Linked DNA regions of Homo sapiens: region 1 is linked to region 2. A link is an interaction called in ENCODE POLR2A ChIA-PET data of the cell type or tissue named here. Cell type or tissue: HepG2. All regions are shown on one strand. Links, peaks and the distances in the headings refer to the core of each region. The heading gives the core; the rest is flanking DNA. Region 1 overlaps MAMSTR (MEF2 activating motif and SAP domain containing transcriptional regulator). Region 2 has its middle 11 kb from the start of FGF21.

Region 1 (6,788 bases), core at 2,789-6,788, 58 kb after region 2:
TCTCCAGTCTCGGATCCGGACCCGTGGATCTCAGCCTCAGACCCTCCTCTGGCCCCGGCCTTGCCCTCGGGCACGGCCCCTTTCCTCTTCAGCCCTGGGGTCCTGCTCCCCGAGCCAGAATATTGTCCTCCTTGGAGGTCCCCAAAGAAGGTGAGTCTCGACTGGAGGGAGAGGTCCCTCTGAGAGCCTAGTCTTTGTCTCCCTTGTTGCTGCTGCCATTTTTGCTCCTCTTCGGTGGCACCGAGCTGACCCCATACTTTGCATGTAGTCCTGGGGCCGGAAGGTGGGAGCCGCGCTGAAGCCTAAAACATCACACCTGCTCTTTCAGGAGTCTCCCAAGATCTCCCAACGTTGGAGGGAGTCCAAGCCCAGGGGGAACTTGACATACCACCAGTACATGCCCCCAGAGCCGAGACAGGGATCCAGGGCGGACCCCCAAGCCGAGGGGTCCGCCCTGGGTCCTCCTGGGCCATCTCTGTGGGAAGGGACAGACTCGCAGCAGCCACATCCTAGGTATGACACCCACTTCTGTTCTCCCGGGACCCAGAAATTCAGGTCCCAGCATCCTCCTCCCTCAAACCTCGAGTCCAAGATTAGGGGATTGGGGCCCCCAACCCTCTCTTCTCCCAGGGTTTAAGAGTCCAGGATCCCAGCCCCTCCCTTCGCCCTTCAGACCCGAGTCTGAACGCCTAGTTCCTCCTCCCCCATGCACAGAAATCTAGCCCCATGTTTGCGCCCTTGGAGACCCAGAATTCTGGACCCTCACTTTTCTGCATCTTCCCCAGCTCCCCGTCTTTGAGGACCCCAGAACGCCTTTTCCCCCTCTACCTCTCTAACCTTTGTTCGCCCCTCACGATTATCACCAGGATGAAGCCCTCTCCCCTCACTCCCTGCCCACCAGGAGTCCCTAGCCCCTCGCCCCCCCCACACAAGTTGGAACTTCAGACCCTTAAACTGGAGGAGCTGACGGTGAGTTTGGGGTGTAACTTTCCAGGCCTTCTCTCTCCTTCGGTGGGGTCCCAGAATTCCAACCCCGCAGCCTCTGCCCTCTGGAAATCCAGGAGATCGGGTACCCAGTCCCATCCTGTTTTAGGGTCCCAGGAGTCCGGACCCCCAGTGCCTCCTTTCTCGGTTTCCAAATATCCTGTCCAGCTCCTGCCTGCGCCCGGGAGCCCGCCCAGCACTGCCTCTTCCCACGCCCCGCCCCTCCCCAGGTCTCAGAGCTCCGGCAGCAGCTGCGCCTGCGGGGCCTCCCAGTGTCGGGGACCAAGTCTATGCTCCTGGAGCGCATGCGCGGCGGCGCGCCGCCCCGCGAGCGGCCGAAGCCGCGGCGCGAGGACAGTCCCGCGGGTGCTCCCTGGCCGCGCCTCAAGCCCAAGGCCCTGGCAGCCGCCCGGCGTCAGGGCTCGGTGAGGGCGGGGCTATGAGCTTGCGGACCAATGAAGAGAAAGCAAAGTGGGCCGGGGCGGGGTGTCGAAAAAACTAGCCAATGAAGTGTGGGGGCGAGGACCAGCGGTAGGAAGCCTTGAAGGCGAGGGGACGTGGTTCAGACTAACAGGGGGCGGATCTTTAGAGAAGAGGAGCCAATGAAAGAATAGGGGGCGAGGCCAAAGGGGTTGATGAGCGAGGGGTCGCGAGAGGATCAAGGGGTGGAGCCACACGTTGCGAGTGGGTGGGGTTGCGCCCTGTGGGCATGGCTTATGGGCGCTCGCCCTCTTGGCTGCTCTAGGTCAAGCCCAGCGCAGCATCTCACAGGCCACCTCTTCCACGTGCCGCGGATACCCCGGGGACGGCTCCGGCTCCAACTCCCACTCCGGCTCCTGCTGCAGCTCCAGCCCTGACCCCTTCCTCAGGGCCGGGCTCAGCGGCTCTGACTCTGGAGGAGGAGCTGCAGGAAGCGATCCGGAGGGCGCAGGTAAGAGGGTGTGGGTTGAATCCGGCTAGGGTTCTCCAGTCAGGTCCAGGTCGCAGTCCCGAGTTCACGCCAAATTTCTCCATCCGCAGTTGCTTCCTAACCGGGGCATCGATGACATCCTGGAGGATCAGGTGGAGCCTGATGGTAGGATCCAAACTGCTAGATTTAGGGGAGGTGGGGGCTGAGGTTCTGGACTCCTGCGTCCAAGGGAGGCGTGAGCTGGGGAGCTGGATCCTGGAAATGGGGTATGGGGGGCTGGCGCCCGGACCCCTGACTTTCCAAGCTCATGTACCATTCTTTATCCCGCAGACCCCCTGCCCCCTATTCCCCTGGACTTCCCTGGCTCCTTCGACGTGCTGTCCCCCTCCCCGGACTCTGAAGGCCTCTCATCTGTTTTCTCCTCTTCACTCCCGTCTCCCACGAACTCCTCCTCCCCTTCTCCCAGGGACCCCACGGACTCCCTGGACTGGCTGGAGGCCCTGAGCGGGGGTCCTCCTCTGGGTTCTGGTCCCCCACCCCCCAGCATCTTCTCCGCTGACTTATCTGACTCCAGCAGCAGCCGGCTGTGGGACCTGCTGGAGGATCCATGGTGATGGATTCTAGGATTTACAGAGACAGAGAACTGATGGGGGTGGAGAGAAGCTCCTTGTGGGAGGAGAGGGAACTACCAGCAGAGCCCCTCCTACCGCAGACACAGGATCGGAGACAACCTCCAACCCCACCTGCCTCCTGAAGTGCTGCTGACATGCAACTGCCTTAACTTTGCCTACCTGGCCTCCTTATGATCCCCCTCCGGCGTGGTATGGTTGGGGGGCTTCTTTTGCTGCTGGCCACGGCAAACAAGCTGCTTGCTGCTTCCTTCAGAGACCTCATGGATGTTCTTACATGCCCCCGACCCCGGTAGATGGCTCCCTGTTGTTTGGGGAGCCTGGAAGGTGGTTATGCCTTTTGGATGCAGGAGAGGAGCAAGAAAGAGTGGAGAGGGAGAATGGGGGAGCCGGACCCTGACCTCCCTGGGTTCTGGTTGGAGATGAAAAAATTAGAAGCATCAGGTCTAAGATCAGCTTCTCTTGGAAGCAGAGCCTGAGACAAGATATAAATGCCAGTCATTTATTAAAGAAGTGTTCTGGCTGGGTGCGGTGGCTCACGCCTGCGATCCCAGCACTTTGGGAGGCTGAGGCAAGTGGATCACCTGAGGTCAGGAGTTCGAGACCAGCCTGGCCAACATGGTGAAACCCTGTCTCTACCAAACACACACACACAAAAAAAAATTAGCTGGGCATGGTGGCACATGCCTGGAATCCCAGCTACTTGGGAGGTTGAGGCAGGAGAATCGCTTGAACCCGGGAGGCGGAGGTTGTGGTGAGCTAAGATCGCTCCATTGCACTCCAGCCTGGGCAACAGGAGCTAAACTCCATCTTAAAAAAAAAAAAAGAGAGAGAGAAAAAGAAAGAAATGTTCCCAGGAGAAACCAGCAGAAGAGTGGGGAAAACAGGACAGCAAAGGGGAAGAGGAGCAAGAGGTGACTTCAGGTGAAGTTCCAACCTCAGCCTAATCCTGCAGGGAGCTCCAGAGCACAAATTAAGTTGTGGAGTCTTTCCTGTCTTGGGACACATGGAACTGGGCCTTTGTATCTCCCTGTTTGAGCTTATTATAGCCAAACAACAAACCAGGCTCAGTGGCAAACGCCTGTAATCCCAGCACTTTGGGAAGCTGAGGCAGGCAGATCACTTGAGGCCAAGAATTCAAGACCAGCCTGGCCAACATGGTGAAACCCATCTCTACTAAAAATACATAAAAACTGGGCCGGGCACGGTGGCTCACACCTGTAATCCCAGCACTTTGGGAGGCCAAGGTGGGCGGATCACGAGGTCAGGAGATCGAGACCATCCTGGCTAACACGGTGAAACCCGGTGAAACCCTGTCTCTACTAAAAATACAAAAAAATTAGCTGGGCATGGTGGCATGTGCCTGTAGTCCCAGCTACTCGGGAGGCTGAGGCAGGAGAATGGCGTGAACCCGGGAGGCGGAGCTTGCAGTGATCTGAGATTGTGCCACCACACTCCAGCCTGGGCAACAGAGCGAGACTCCGTCTCAAAAAAAAAAAAAAAAAAAAAAAACTAGCCAGGTATGGTGGTGGGAGCCTGTAATCCCAGCTACGTGAGAGACCGAGGCAGGAGAATCACTTGAAACCAGGAGGTGGAGGCTGCAGTGAGCTGAGATCATGCCACTTCACTCCAGCCTGGGCAACAGAGTGCTACTCCATCTCAAAACAAACAAACAAACAAACAAACAAACAACAAAAACCCACACCACCCCAAAACTTAGAGTTGTAAAACAATAACTATCTATGACTGCTCACAAATGCATGGGTTGACTGGGCTCAGCAGGGCAGTTCTTCAGTTCCATGTGATGTTGGCTAGAGCTGCAGTCATCTCAGGGCCCACCTGGGCTAGCACATACAAGATGGCACATCAGATGTGTGTGGCACCGTGGTGGGGATAGCATGAAGGCTGGGCCCAGCTGGGTTGTGCAGTGTGACACTCCATGCAGTGTCAGCACTATTCCTCTGTGGCCTCTCCCCCGGGATAACTAGATTTCTTGCATGATAGCTCAGGGCTCCCAAGAGTGAGTATTCCAAGAGCCAGGAGCAGAAGCTACCAGTCTCTTAAAGACTAGGCTTGAAACTGGCACAATTTCTCTTCCACTGTATTTTATAATTAATGCAAGTCAGGCAAGCCCACGTTAAATACGGGAGGGCACTATACAAATCTGTGAATATCAGGGACATGCTCACTAGGGGCTACATCTGGAGACTTGCCACTATACCACCCCTAGTCAGCCATGAGCCATGGGTCACAGAGGGAGGGAGGAATGACATAAACTCCCAGGAACCTCCAGCCCAAGGGCAGTCCTGGGAAGAACGTCATAGGGTAAGTTGTTAGCAGCAAAATGTTTTAAAATGTAGGTTTTGGCCGGGCGCGGTGGCTCATGCCTGTAATGCCAGCACTTTGGGAGGCCGAGGCGGGTGGATCATGAGGTCAGGAGTTCGAGACTAGCCTGACCAATATGGTGAAACCCAGTCTCCAGTAAAAATACAAAAATTAGCTGGGCATGCGCCTTTAATCCCAGCTACTCAGGAGGCTGAGGCAGGAGAATTGCTTGAATCTGGGAGGTGGAGGTTGCAGTGAGCCAAGATCGCGCCACTGCACTCCAGCCTGGGTGACAGAGTGAGACTCCATCTCAAAAAAAAAAAAAAAAAATAGGTTTCAGGGCCAAACACCGTGGTTCATACCTGTAGTCCCAGCTACTCTGGAGGCTGAGGCAGGAGGATCACTTGAGCTTTGAAGTTTGAGGTTGCAGTGAGCTATGATTGCACCAGTGCACTCCAGCCTGGGCAACAGATCAAGATCCTGTGTTTCAAAAAAAAAAAAAAAAAAAAAAAGATTGGGCCCAGTGATTCACGCCTGTAATCCTGGCACTTTGGGAGGCCGAGGCGGGTGGATCACCTGAGGTCAGAAGTTCGAGACCAGCCTGGCCAATGTGCTAAAACCCCATATCTACTAAAAATACAAAAAAAAAAAATAATTAGCCAGGTGTGGTGGTGCACACCTGTAGTTCCAGCTACTCGGGAGGCTGAGGCAGGAGAATCACTTGCAGTGAGATGAGATCATGCCTGCACTCCAGCCTGGGCAACACAGTGAGACTCCATCTTAAAAAAACAAAAGTAGTCCCAGCACTTTGGGAGTCCGAGGCAGGTGGATCACGAGGTCCGGAGATCAAGACCACGGTGAAACCCCGTTTCTACTAAAAATACAAAAAATTAGCCAGGCGCAGTGGTGGGCGCCTGTAGTCCCAGCTACTGGGGAGGCTGAGGCAGGAGAATGGCCTGAACCCAGGAGGTGGAGCTTGCAGTGAGCCGAGATCACGCCACTGCACTCCAGCCTGGGCGAAAGAGTGAGACTCTGTCTCAAAGAAATAATAATAAAAATAAACAAAACAAAACAAAAAAGACCAGAAGAGGCAAGGTAAGTGGGTTTGAGATTACCTAGTTTGAATTTCAGCAGGCTCTGGAGCATAGAGGCTGTCCTGAGTTTTTGGTGCCTGGCTCAGGGAGCCTGTGCTCATAAAGGTGTGGATGGGGTGTGGGCTCTGGATTGGCTGGTTTACATAGGAAAGGTGAGTAGTTAACTATCTCTAGCATTTGGCTATCCCTGGGAGGGTCAGTCCCTCCAGAGTCATCGAGGCCCGCACTTGTCAAAGCAGCAGAAGTTCAGAAAATACAAAGGCATGATTAATACACCAAGCACACAAGCTGGGGGCTGGGTGCACAGAACTGGCAAGAGGAATCTGAAGGCACCTGGGTGCGCCACCAGCACTGTCCACTGCAGGTGGAAAAGAACAGTAGACCAGGCTGGGCGCAGTGACTCATGCCTGTAATCCCAGCACTTTGGGAGGCCGAGGCGGGCGGATCACCTGAGGTTGGGAGTTCGAGACCAGCCTGACCAACATGGAGAAACCCCGCCTCTACTAAAAATACAAAATTAGCCGGGTGTGGTGGTGCATGCCTGTAATCCCAGCTACTCGGGAGGCTGAGGCAGGAGAATCACTTGAATCCGGGAGGCGGAGGTTGTGGTCAGCCGACATCACGCCGCTGCACTCCAGTCTCAGCCTCCCAAAGTACTGGGATTACAGGTGTGCACCACCATGCCCAGCCATTTCTGCATTTTTTTATAGAGACAGGGTTTCACTATGTTGCTCAGGCTGGTCTTGAACTCCTGACCCCAAGTGCTCCTCCCACCTCAGCCTCCCAAAGTGCAGGGATTACAGGCGTGAGCCACCACACCTGGCCCAGAGACTTTTCTGACTGTAT
Region 2 (12,552 bases), core at 1,473-5,472:
GAGACGACTCGATAACCGGCCTGTAATGTTCCAAATGCCAAGGTCATGAACACCAGGGAAGACTGAGGAACTGTCCTTCCTGACTTTCAAAGAGACCTGCCCTCAGAAGCAGTGCATGACCCTGAACTGCATTCTTTTTTTGGCAGTGGGGAGAGCAGAGTCTCGCTTTGTTGCCCAGGCTGGAGTGCGGTGGTGCAATCATGGCTCACTACAACCTCCACCTCCCGGGTTCAAGAGATTCTCCTGCCTCAGCCTCCTGAGTAGCTGGGATTACAGATGCCCGCCACCACGCCCGGCTATTTTATTATTATTATTATTATTATTATTTTTGAGACAGAGTTTCACTCTTGTCATCTGGGCTGGAGTGCAGTGGCACGATCTCGGCTCACTGCAACCTCCTCCTCCAGGGTTCAAGTGATTCTCCTGCCTCAGCCTTCCGAGTAGCTGGGGTTACAGGCATCCATTTTTGGTAATTTTTGCATTTTTAGTAGAGACGGGGTTTTGCCATGTTGGCCAGAGTGGTCTCGAACTCCTGACTTCAGGTGATCCGCCCGCCTTGGCCTCCCAAAGTGTTGGGATTACAGGCGTGAGCCACCGCTCCCGGCTCTGAACTGCATTCTTTTGCCATAAAAAGCATCACTGGGACATGTGGCAAACATGAAGGAGGTCTGATGATTCCAGAGTAGTCGTGGGTCAAGGCTACTTTCCTGATTTTGGCGGCCCTGCTGTGGTTGTGTAGGAGAATGTCCTTGTTTGCAGAAAGTACACACTGGAGTATGTGTTAATGTAGTGATGGGGTTTCAAGGGCACATGTGACTTTCAAATGGTTCTGGAAAATAAGAATTGCTTGTACTGTACTTCCAAATTTTTAAATGTTTGTGACTGTTTCCAAGTTAAGAAAATTTATTTATTTATTTTTAGAGACAGGGTCTTGCTCTGTCACCTAGGCTGGAGTGCAATGGTGCAATCATAGCTCACTGCAGCCTCAAACTCCTGAATTCAGGCGACCCACCCACTTCAGCCTCCCAAGTAGCTGGGACTGTAGGTGTGTGCCACCATGCCCGGCACATTTTTGTATGTTTTTTTAGAGACGGTGTTTCACCATGTTACCCAGGCTGGTCTCGAACTCCTGGGCTCAAGGAATCGATCCTCCTGCCTCGGTCTCCCAAAGTGCTCGGATCACAAGGGTGTGCCACAGCGCCTGGCCCACTCTTGAAATTTTAACATGCATCCTTAAAGTGACCAAATCTAAATATAATCATTCTGTCATATTCCAGAATAACAAAAGATTTCAAAGCATTCTAATCCTGATCACCTGCCACCTGTTTTACAGGTTTTAATTGGTCTTTTTTTTTTTTTTAAGTTTTATTATGAAAAAACGGCGACTATGCAAACCAAATAGACCTCTAGGGAGTGGGCTGCAGGCAGCGGGTCTCTCACCTCCAAGAGGGTGTGGCCTAATGGAGTCTGGGACCTCTCTCTGAGGGGCCTGGAAATCTACTTCCGGAAGAGCAGAAAGTAACAGGAAGCTGGAGCCATTGCTGTCCCTGGCTCCTGGCAAGACGCAGTGTGGAACTAGGGTCTTGTGAGAAATCCCTACACCCCTCCTCCTGCCAGCCAGCGCCCTGCCAGGGCCCCGTGCTGCTGGTGCCAGCTGCCAAGGGGGTCACAGAGCTGGAGGGTCAGCTTTGTGGCAGAGACAGCGGCGAAGCTTCACCCAAACAAGTAGAGGAAAAATGGGCTCACCCTGAGTGTGTAACAAAGAGGAAATGCCCCACACGTTTCCCGGAGAAGGTCCTGGAACAAACAGCCGTGAAATCATCTCATGTCCCAACCTATTACAATACTATGACTTAGAACAAGTTTTTCAGGCTGTATTATAAAAATAAGACACTCTGAGTCGACTGGGCGCGGTGGCTCACGCCTGAAATCCCAACACTTTGGGACGCCGAGGCGGACAGATCACCTGAGGTCAGGAGTTTGAGACCAGCCAGGCCAACATAGTGAAACCCCGTCTCTACTAAAAATACAAAAAAATTAGCTGGGCGTGGTGGCGGGTGCCTGTAATCCCAGCTACTCGGGAGCCTGAGGCGGGAGAATCATTTGAATCTAGGAGGAGGAGGTTGCAGTGAACCGAGATCTTGCCATTGCACTCCAGCCTGGGTGACGAGCAAAACTGCGTCTCATAAATAAATAAATAAATAAATAACCCAATTCATGTGGTTACGACAAACTCTAAGATAACACGGGCTTTGCCCTGGAATGTCGGCTTGGTGAGAATTGACTTGGAAGAGGGCATTCAGGCTGTTGTAACAAAAATACCACAGACTGTGTAGCTTAAGGAACAAATATGTATCTCTCATAGTTCTGGAGGGTGTGGAGTCCAACATCAAGGCAGCAGCATATTCTGTGTCTGGTGTGGGCCAGTTTCCTTGTTCATTGCTGGCACCTTCTTGCTGTGTTTCCACTTGGTGAAAGGGTAAGGGAGCTCTCTGGGAGGGTATTTTTTGAGACGGAGTTTCGCTTTTGTCGCCCAGGCTGGAGTGCAATAGCGTGATCTCAGCTCACTGCAACCTCCGCCTCCCAGGTTCAAGTGATTCTCCTGCCTCAGCCACTTAATTAGCTGGGATTACAGGCATGCGCCACCATACTGGGCTACTTTCGGCTAATTTTTGTATTTTTAGTAGGGACGGGGTTTCACCATGACTTCAGGTGATCTGCCCACCTCGGCCTCCCAAAGTGCTGGGATTACAGGCGTGAACCACCACACCGGCCATATTTATTTATTTTTGAGACAAGGTCTCTCTCTATCACCCAGGTTGGAGTGCAGTGGTGTGATCACAGCTCACTGTAGCCTTGACCTCCCCAGCTCAAGTGATCCTCCCACCTCAGCCTCTTAACTAGCTGGGACTACAGGTGCGCTTCACCACACTTGGCTAATTTTTTTTTTTTTTTTTTTGGTAGAGATGGGCTTTTGCTATGTTGCCCAGTCTGGTTTAGAACTCCTGGGCTCAGGTGATCCTTCTACCTTGGCCTCTCAAAGTGCTGAGATTACAGGTGTAAGCCACCTTGCCCAGCCTTCTCGAAAATATTTAAAGCATTTGTAAGAATCTGGTATATCAGACTTGTGAAAAGTATGACAGAGTGTATTACTGTTTTTCTCCTATTCATGGCATTTAAGGGAAACCACAATATCAGATTTGTGAAAAGTTCACTGATTAAATGTGCAATCACTGTTCAAATATTTAGGCGAAATCTACAATTGTGAAATTTGTGGCTTGTTATTTTTAGCTGTAGAAGTAGTCTGTGAATGTTTAAAGGAAAGATAATTGTTTAAAAATTCATTGATCATTAACAAAAAAACAAATTGTTGTGAATTTTCCTGTCCATGTACAAAAGCTTCTCAGTCATTCAAGGAGCTCACCACCATGTTTTCAACAAATGGGGCTGGAAAAAGTGGCCAGGAGCTGAAGGGAGGAGAATTGGGGAAGTGGGATTTAATTGCGGCAGAGAGTTTCAATTTTATCAGATGAAAAAATTCTGAAGATTGGTTGTGCAACAATGTGAATATACTTAACGCGACTTAACTGTACACTTAGAAATGATTCAGGTGCCGTGGGGTTATGATACAGATTGGTTTTCGGCCAGGTGCAATGGCTTACGCTTGTAATCCAACACTTTGGGTGGCCGAGGCGGGCAGATCACTTGAGGTCAGGAGTTCTGAGAGCCGCCTGGCCAACATGGTGAAACCCTGTCTCTACTAAAAATACAAAAATTAGCCGGGCATGGTAGCGCAAACCTGAAGTCCCAGCTACTTGGGAGGCTGAAGCACGAGAATCTCTTGAACCCGGGAGGCGGAGGTTCCAGTGAGCCCACTGCACTCCAGCCCGGGCAACAGAGCGAGATTCTTTCTCTCAAAAAAAAACAAAAAAAAAAAACAAAAAAAACAAAAACAAAAACAAAAAACCTCCAAAAAATTAGCCAGGTGGAGGCACCTGTAATCTGAGCCACTTAGGAGGCTGAGGCAGGAGAATTGCTTGAACCTGGGAGGCAGAGGTTGCAGAGAGCTGAGATTGTGCCACTGCACTCCAGCCTGGGCGACAGTGACCCTGTCCCCCTCCACCCCTCCGAAAAAAAAAGAAAAGAAAACAAGAACAGTAGTCAAATCTCTAGGGGCTCCAGTGAGTAGGTGAGGATAGGGTGTGGTGGAGAAGCTGAAAGATGCTAAATAGCCTGGCTCCCCAGGGATCTGGGAAGTGCTCACTCAGTAGAACCTCCCTCTTGGAAGGACGAAGCTCCACACTGGTGAAAACTAATAGAGAAACAAAACCCAAACTGATCTTGGCAGGCGCTCAGAGAGTAAAGCAGAGGGAAGGTTCTGATAATGGTGGGGGCAAGAACCAAGGAGATAGAGTTTGCTCCTGAACGTTGGAGAGGTGGCTGTGCTGAGTGGTTATATATTGCATACAATACTGTGGGGAAACAGCAAAGAGTCAGCCTATTTATTTATTTGTTATTTATATATTTAATTTTTTGAGACAGGGGCTCGCTCTGTCACCCAGGCTGGAGTGCAGTGGTGTGATCTTGGCTCACTGCAACCTCCGCCTCCTGGGTTCAAGCGATTCTCCTGCCTCAGCCTCCCGAGTAGCTGGGATTACAGGTGCCCACCACCATGCCCAGATAGTTTTTTTGTTTTGTTTTGAGATGGAGTCTTGCTCTGTTGCCCAGGTTGGAGTGCAGTGGCGTGATCTCAGCTCACTGCAGCCTCTGCCTCCTGGGTTCAAGAGATTCCTGTGCCTCAGCACTTTGGGAGGCCGAGGCAGGCGGATCATGAAGTCAGGAGAACGAGACCATCCTGGCTAACATGATGAAACCCCGTCTCTACTAAAAATACAAAAACAAAATTAGCTGGGCGTGGTGGTGGGTGACTGTAGTCCCAGCTACCCGGGAGGCTGAGGCAGAAGAATGGCGTGAACGCGGGAAGTGGAGCTTGCAGTGAGCCGAGATCGCTCCACTGCACTCCAGCCTGGGCGACAGAGCGAGACTCCATCTCAAAAAAAATAAAAAATAAAAAATAAATAAGAGATTCCTGTGCCTCAACCTCCCAAGTAACTGGGACCGCAGGTGTGCACCACCACGCCCAGCTAATGTTTGTAATTTTAGTAGAGACAGGGTTTCACCTTGTTGGGCAGACTGGTCTGGAACTCCTGACCTCAGGGGATTCGCTCACCTTGGCCTCCCAAAGTGCTGGGATTACAGGCGTGAGCCACTGTGACCGGCAAAACTTTTAAGATTTTTAAGGCTCAGAAAGCTATCCTGGCCCACCCTAATGTCAACTGTGCAACTTCCTCCTAAGGGTACGGCTCACTTAAATGAGAGAAAAAGAAGAGGAGTGTGAGGCCAGGTGCGGTGGCTTACGCCTGTAATCCCAGCACTGTGGGAGGCCAAGGCAGGCGTATCACCTGAGGTCAGGAGTTCGAGACCAGCCTGACCAACATGGAGAAACCCTGTCTCTACTAAAAATACAAAATTAGCCAGATGTGGTGGCACATGCCTGTAATCCCAGCTACTTGGGAGGCTGAGGCAGGAGAATTGCTTGAACCCGAGAGGCAGAGGTTGCAGTGAGCCGAAATCATGCCATTGCACTCCAGCCTGGGCAACAAGAGAGAAACTGTCTTAAAAAAAAAAAAAAAAAGAAGAAGAAGAGGAGTGTGACTAACTCCGTGTAGAGGTGTGCATTGGGGAAATAGCGTCCTGGAAGCTTCATGTCTACCTGGTACCGCTGAATGTGTCCTTACTTGGAAATACGGCCTTTGTAGATGAAATCAAGTTCAGGTGAGGTTATACCGGGTTGGGGTGTGCGCTAAGTCCTATATGATTGGTGTCCTTATAGGAAGAGGGAAATTAAGACAAAGAGCCAAGCGTGGTAGCTCACACCTATAACCCCAGCACTTTGAGAGGCCGAGGTGGGAGGATTGCTTGAGCCCAGGAGTTCAAGACCAGCCTGGCCAACATGACCCTGTCTGTACCAAAGTAAAAGTTAAAAGAACTAGCCAGGGCCAGGTGCAGTGGCTCACGCTTGTAATCCCAGCACTTTGGGAGGCCAAGGCAGGCAGTTCACTTGAGGTCAGGAGTTGGAGAGCAGCCTGGCCAACATGGCGAAACCCTGTCTCTACTAAAAATGCAAAAATTAGCTGGGCATGGTGGCGCAAACCTGAAGTCCCAGCTACTTGGGAGGCTGAAGCATGAGAATCTCTTGAACCCGGGAGGCAGAGGTTCCAGTGAGCCCACTGCACTCCAGCCCGGGCAACAGAGCGAGATTCTCTCTCAAAAAAAAGCAAAACAAAAACCCCCCAAAATTAACGAGGTGGGGGCACCTGTAATCCCAGCTACTTAGGAGGCTGAGGCAGGAGAATTGCTTGAACCTGGGAGGCAGAGGTTGCAGTGAGCCAAAATCATGCCACTGCACTCCAGCCTGGGCGACAGTGACCCTGTCCCCCTCCCCCACCCCCCCAAAAAAAGAAAAGAAAACAAGAACAGTAGTCAAATCTCTAGGGGCTCCAGTGAGTAGGTGAGGATAGGGTGCGGTGGAGAAGCTGAAAGATGCTAAATAGCCTGGCTCCCCAGGGATCTGGGAAGTGCTCACTCAGTAGAACCTCCCTCTTGGAAGGACGAAGCTCCACACGGGTGAAAACTAATAGAGAAACAAAACCCAAACTGATCTTGGCAGGCGCTCAGAGAGTAAAACAGAGGGAAGGTTCTGATAATGGTGGGGGCAAGAACCAAGGAGATAAGAGTTTGCTCCTGAACATTGGAGAGGTGGCTGTGCTGAGTGGTTATATATTGAATACAGTACTGTGGGGAAACAGCAAAGAGCCAACCTATTTATTTATTGTGTGTGTGTGTATATATATATATAGACAGAGAGAGAGACGGGCTCGCTCTGTCGCCCAGGCTGAAGTGCAGTGGCATGATCTTGGCTCACTGCAACCTCCGCCTCCTGGGTTCAAGCGATTCTCCTTCCTCAGCCTCCTGAGTAGCTGGGACCTCAGGTGCCCACCACCATGCCCAGAGAGTTTTCTTTTTCTTTTCTTTTTTTTTTTTAGACAGAGTCTTGCTCTGTCGCCCAGGTTGGAATGCAGTGGCACGATCTCAGCTGCCTACAGCCTCTGCCTCCTGGGTTCAAGAGATTCCTGTGCCTCAACCTCCCGAGTAGCTGGGACCTCAGGTGCACACCACTGCACCCAGCTAATTTTTTTAATTTTAGTAGAGGCAGGTTTCACCATGTGGGCCAGATTGGTCTTGAACTCCTAACCTCAGGGGATTCACCTGCCTCAGCCTCCCAAACTGCTGGGATTACAGGCGTGAGCCACCGTGCCTGGCCAAACTTAAAAGAAATTTTTTTTTAATTTTGTGAGATGGAGTTTACCTCTTGTTGCCCAGGCTGGAGTGCAGTGGCGCAATCTTGGCTCACCACAACCTCTGCCTCCCAGGTTCAAGCGATTCTACTGCCCCAGCCTCCCGAGTAGCTGGGATTATAGGCATGCACCACCACACCAAGCTACTTTTGTATTTTTAGTAGAGACGGGGTTTCTCCATGTTCGTCAGGCTGGTCTCAGCCAAACTTTAAGATTTTTAAGGCTCAGAAAGCTATCCTGGCCCACCCTAGTGCTAACTGTGCAACTTTCTCCTAAGGGTACAGCTCACTTAAATGTGAGGAAAAGAAGAGGAGTGTGAGGCTGGCCGTGGTGGTTCACACCTGTAATCCCAAAACTTTGAGAGGCCGAGGCGGGCGGATCTCCTGAGGTCGGGAGTTCGAGACCAGCCTGACCAACATGGTGAAACCCCATCTCTACTAAAAATACAAAATTAGCCAGGCTTGGTGGTGCATGCCTGTAATCCCAGCCACTCCGGAGGCTGAGGCAGGAGAATCGCTTGAACCTGGGCAGCGGAGGTTGCGGTGAACCGAAATTGTGTCATTGCACCCCAGCCTGGGCAACAAGAGTGAAACTCTGTCTGCAAAGAAGAAGAAGAAGAAGAAGAGTGTGACCAAATTTATGTAGAGCTGTGCACTGAGGGAAAATAGTGTCCTGGAAGCTTCAGGTCTACCTGGAACCTCTGAATGTGATCTTCCTGGGAAATAGGGTCTTTGTAGATGGAATCAAGTTCAGGTGAGCTCATACTGGGTTGGGGTGTGTGCTAAATCCTATGTGACTGGCGTCCTTATAGGAAGAGGGAAATTAAGACAAAGAGTCAGGCGCAGTAGCTCACACCTATAATCCCAGCACTGTGGGAGGCCGAGGTGGGAGGATGGCTTGAGCCCAGGAGTTCAAGACCAGCCTGGCCAACATAGTGAGACCCTGTCTGTACAAAAGTAAAAGTTAAACTAGCCAGGGCCAAGCACAGTGGCTCACGCTTGTAATCCCAGCACTTTGGGAGGCTGAGGTGGACGGATCACCTGAGGCCAGGAGTTGAAGAACAACCTGGTCAATAAGCAAAACCCCGTCACTACTAAAAATACAAAAATTAGCCAGGTGTGGTGGTGCGCGCCTGTAGTCCCAGCTACCTGGGAGGCTGAGGCAGGAGAATTGCTTGATCCTGGGAGGCGGCGGTTGCAGTGAGCCGAAATCATGCCACTGCACTCCAGCCTGGGCGACAGAGTGAGACTCCATCTCAAAAAAAAAAAAGAAAAAAAAATCATAAGTGAAGGCTCTATTAGAAAGAGCATGAGAGGAAATAGACACAACAGAGGAAAAAAAAATTTTTTTTAGGTGGAGTCTTGCTCTGTAGCCTGCTTGTTCTGGGGTGCAGTGGAGCCGTAATACCTCATGCAGCCTTGACCTCCTGGGCTCAAGTGAGCCTCCCACCTGAGCCCCACGAGTAGCTGGGATTACACCTGGCTAATTTTTCTATTTTTTGTAGAGACGGGAATCTCGCTATGTTACCCAGGCTGGTCTCAAACTCCTGGTCTCGAACAATCCTCCCCACTCAGCCTCCCAAAGTGCTGGGATTACAGGTGTAAGCCACCATGCCTGGTCTAATTTTTTATTTTTTAGAGACAGATCTCACTGTGTCGTGCAGGCTGTAGTGCTGTGGCACAGCCACCATCAATCTTCCAGGCTCAGGTGATCCTCACACCTCAGGCTCCAGGGTAGTTGAATTTCTTTCTTTTTTTTTTTTAAATAGACGGAGTCTCGCTGTGTCGCCAGGCTGGAGTGCAGTGGCACGATCTCGGCTGACTGCAACCTTTGCCTCCTGGGTTCAAGCGATTCTCATGCCTCAGCCTCCCAAGTAGCTGGGATTACAGGCACACGCGACCACACCCAGCTAATTTTTGTATTTTTAGTAGAGACGGGGTTTCACCATGTTGACCAGGATGGTCTCCATCTCCTGACCTTGTGATCCGCCCACCCTGGCCTTACAAAGTGCTGGGATTACAGGCTTGAACCACCGTGCCTGGCCCGAAATTTTAATTTTTGTAGAGATGGTGTCTCGTTATGTTGCCCAGGCTGGTCTCAAATTCCTGGCCTTAAGTTATCCTCCTGCCTCAGCCTCCCAAAGTGCTGGGATTACAAGCGTGAGCCGCTGCACCTGGCCAACGTTTGCAAAGGATTTGGGATGCAGATTTCACTCAACCAAAGAGCGAACTAGAGTCACTCCCAGCCCCTATAGCCAATGCTTGAGTGTGGAATCTCTGTCAATAAATTCATCCCAATTCAACATTCAATTGCTTCCATCATGCCCCATCATTCCCCAGTGATCCCGTCCCAGACCGGCTTCTCAGTGTGGGTTCTGTCAATATCAGTGAGCAAGGTCTTGCAGTTCTCCGGGTGCATATGGCAGCCCTCACCGCCCACACCCTGCAGCTCATCCTGTACAACCTGCCGGGAGCTGAGTCTGGACGCAGGTCTGGAAGCATCCAGAGCTGGGGGGCTTGACCCTGCGGAGGATCCGTGGTTCCCTGCGAGACAGCAACCTAGGACAGGCTTTGCAGACAGGGGACCCCAGACTGTCCAGATGAGGAAAGCGGCTCCTTCTACAGGAAGTGGGTACAACAGGGTTGGGAGTTCAAGGTCCTCAGGTACAGTGAAGTGTCCCCATTTGAACACATTTCTCAGCTTCCCTGCCTGCCTTTCCTCTCTCTGGGTCTCTGTCCCCCTCTGTCTGTGGATCTCTGTTCCTCTCTCTCTGGGTCTCTGTCTCCCTTTTCCCTGGGTCTTCTCCTCCCTCTAGGTCTCTGTCCTCTCTCTGGGTCTCTGTCCCCCTCTCTCTGGGCCTCTGTTCCCCTCTCTCTCTGGGTCTCTGTCCCCCACTCCCCGGGTCTCTGTCTCCCTCTCTCTGGGCCTCTGTCCCCCTCTCTCTCTGGGTCTCTGTCCCCCTCTCTCTCTGGGCCTCTGTCATCCCCCGGGTCTCTGTCCCCCTCTCTCTGGGCCTCTGTCCCCCCTCTCTCTGGGCCTATGTCCCCCTCTCTCTCTGGGTCTCTGTCCCTCTCTCTCTGTGTCTCTGTCCCCCTCTCTGTGGGTCTCTGTCCCCCTCTCTCTCTGGGTCTCTGTCCTCCTCTCTCTGGGTCTCTGTTCCCCCTCTCTGTGGGTCTCTGTTCCCCTCTCTCTCTGGGTCTCTGTCCTCCTCTCTCTGGGTCTCTGTCCCCCCTCTCTGTGGGTCTCTGTTCCCCTCTCTCTCTGGGTCTCTGTCCCCCTCTCTCTCTGGGTCTCTGTCCCCCTCTCTCTCTGGGTCTCTGTCCCCCTCTCTCTCTGGGTCTCTGTCCCCCCCCTTCCTCTGGGTCTCTGTCCCTCTCTCTGAGTCTCTGTCTTCCTTTTTCCCTGGGTCTCTGCCCCCCCTCTCTCTGGGTCTCTGTCCCCCTCTCTCTCTGGGTCTCTATCCCCCTCTCTCTCTGGGTCTCTGTCCCCCTCTCTCTCTGGGTCTCTGTCCCCCCCTCTCTCTGGGTCTTTGTCCCCCTTTCTCTCTGTGTCTCTGTCTCCCTCTCTCTGGGACTCTCCCTCTCTCTCTGGGTCTCTGTCCCCTACTCTCTCTGAGTCTCTGTCTTCCTTTTTCCCTGGGTCTCTGTCCCCCTCTCTCTCTGGGTCTCTGTCCCCCTCTCTCTCTGGGTCTCTGTCCCCTTCTCTCTCTGAGTCTCTGTCTTCCTTTTTCCCTGGGTCTCTGTTCCCCTCTCTCTCTGGGTCTCTGTCCCCCTCTCTCTCTGGGTCTTTGTCCCCCTTTCTCTCTGGGTCTCTGTCTCCCTCTCTCTGGGACTCTCCCTCTCTCTCTGGGTCTCTGTCCCCTTCTCTCTCTGAGTCTCTGTCTTCCTTTTTCCCTGGGTCTCTGTCCCCCTCTCTGGGTCTCTGTCCCCCTCTCTCTCTGGGTCTCTGTCCCCCTCTCTCTCTGGGTCTCTGTCCCCCTCTCTCTCTGGGTCTCTGTCTCCCTCTCTCTCTGGGTCTCTGTCCCCCTCTCTCTCTGGGTCTCTGTTGCCCTCTCTCTCTGGGTCTCTGTCTCCCTCTCTCTGGGACTCTCCCTCTCTCTCTGGGTCTCTGTCTCCCTATCTCTGGGTCTCTGACCCCCCCATCAGGTCCCTGTCCCCCCTTCTCTCTGGATGTTGGGCTCTGACCTTCCCTCTGGGTCTGTGTCTCCTGGTCTCCAGCCTGGCATGGCGGGCGGGTGGGAACCGGGTCAGGATGGTGCCCAGTGCTCCCTCCTCTTTCCACACTGGCCACCTCGCCTTTCCTTGACAGCAGTATGCGGTCTCTTCTGACAAGGAACTTACGTGTCACCTGAGTCACCCCCAGGACCTAAACCACTGCTCGGGAGCTTTGTGAAATTTCAAATTCTATTTCCTTCCCTTGACTGAGCCAGGCTTGTGTGATCAGAGTTGAAAACTACCCTTTCTACAAATGGTGACTTTCATTTTTTCTGGGCATCAAGTCCCTCCAGTGACCCTCGGCCACCCACAGTTAGGTCCTTTTGACTGTGATATTTCTCTCACTTGAACTTTGGACTTAAAATGAAGGGTCCAGGATGACAACTCCCACCCGGCTGCAGCAACTGGGGCTGGCCCAGGCCAGCTTCCTTCCTACCAGGAAGTGGCTTGAAGAACAATATGGAAATCTCGGTTGCGTGAGGGGAGCGAGACCGGGCAACTTGCTTGCCGGGACTGGAATCTATGACGCTCATTACATAAGGACCCCCATGGAAGGAGTCCCAGCTGAAGTCCAAGCCGGGAGGGTTGGCACACACCTGTAATCCCAGCTACTTGGGAGGCTGAGACAGGAGAATCGCTTGAATACAGGAGGTGGAGGTTGCAGTGAGCTGAGATTGCACCACTGCACTCCAGCCTGGGTGGCAGAGAGAGACTCTGTCTCAAAAATAAACAAACAAACAAACAAATAAATAAAAGTAAACGCCGGGTGCAGTATCTCACGCCTGTAATCCCAGCACTTTGAGAGGCCAAGGTGGGCAGATCACTTGAGGTCAAGAATTTGAGACCAGCCTGACCAACATGGTGAAACCCCGTCTCTACTAAAAACACAAAAATTAGCTGGCCATAGTGGTGGTGCCTGT

The links. ChIA-PET counts read pairs that join two places held together with the same protein. Peaks named below come from ENCODE experiments on the same cell type or tissue, not always from the same donor. Only the 100,000 strongest peaks of a DNase experiment are listed, where the experiment ranks them.
Region 1: POLR2A ChIA-PET joins it to region 2 with 5 read pairs; 7 of 35 experiments call an interaction of 5 or more read pairs at or near these places.

The regions. Positions count from the first base shown.
Region 1 is chr19:48,708,987-48,715,774 of GRCh38, reverse strand. It overlaps MAMSTR (MEF2 activating motif and SAP domain containing transcriptional regulator), which reads left to right. Exons shown (of 10, transcript NM_001130915.2): 4 at 8-150; 5 at 329-513; 6 at 867-969; 7 at 1,215-1,409; 8 at 1,730-1,915; 9 at 2,005-2,059; 10 at 2,225-3,050. The coding sequence ends at 2,508. Among named protein-coding and RNA genes, the nearest start is that of MAMSTR, 7.3 kb to the left of the region's middle. RefSeq lists a silencer at 1,158-1,447. In HepG2, for the core only: no CTCF peak of the experiment used is centred there; no DNase peak of the experiment used is centred there.
Region 2 is chr19:48,760,202-48,772,753 of GRCh38, reverse strand. No RefSeq gene overlaps it. Among named protein-coding and RNA genes, the nearest start is that of FGF21, 11 kb to the right of the region's middle. In HepG2, for the core only: no CTCF peak of the experiment used is centred there; DNase peaks (open chromatin) are centred at 2,291 and 3,273.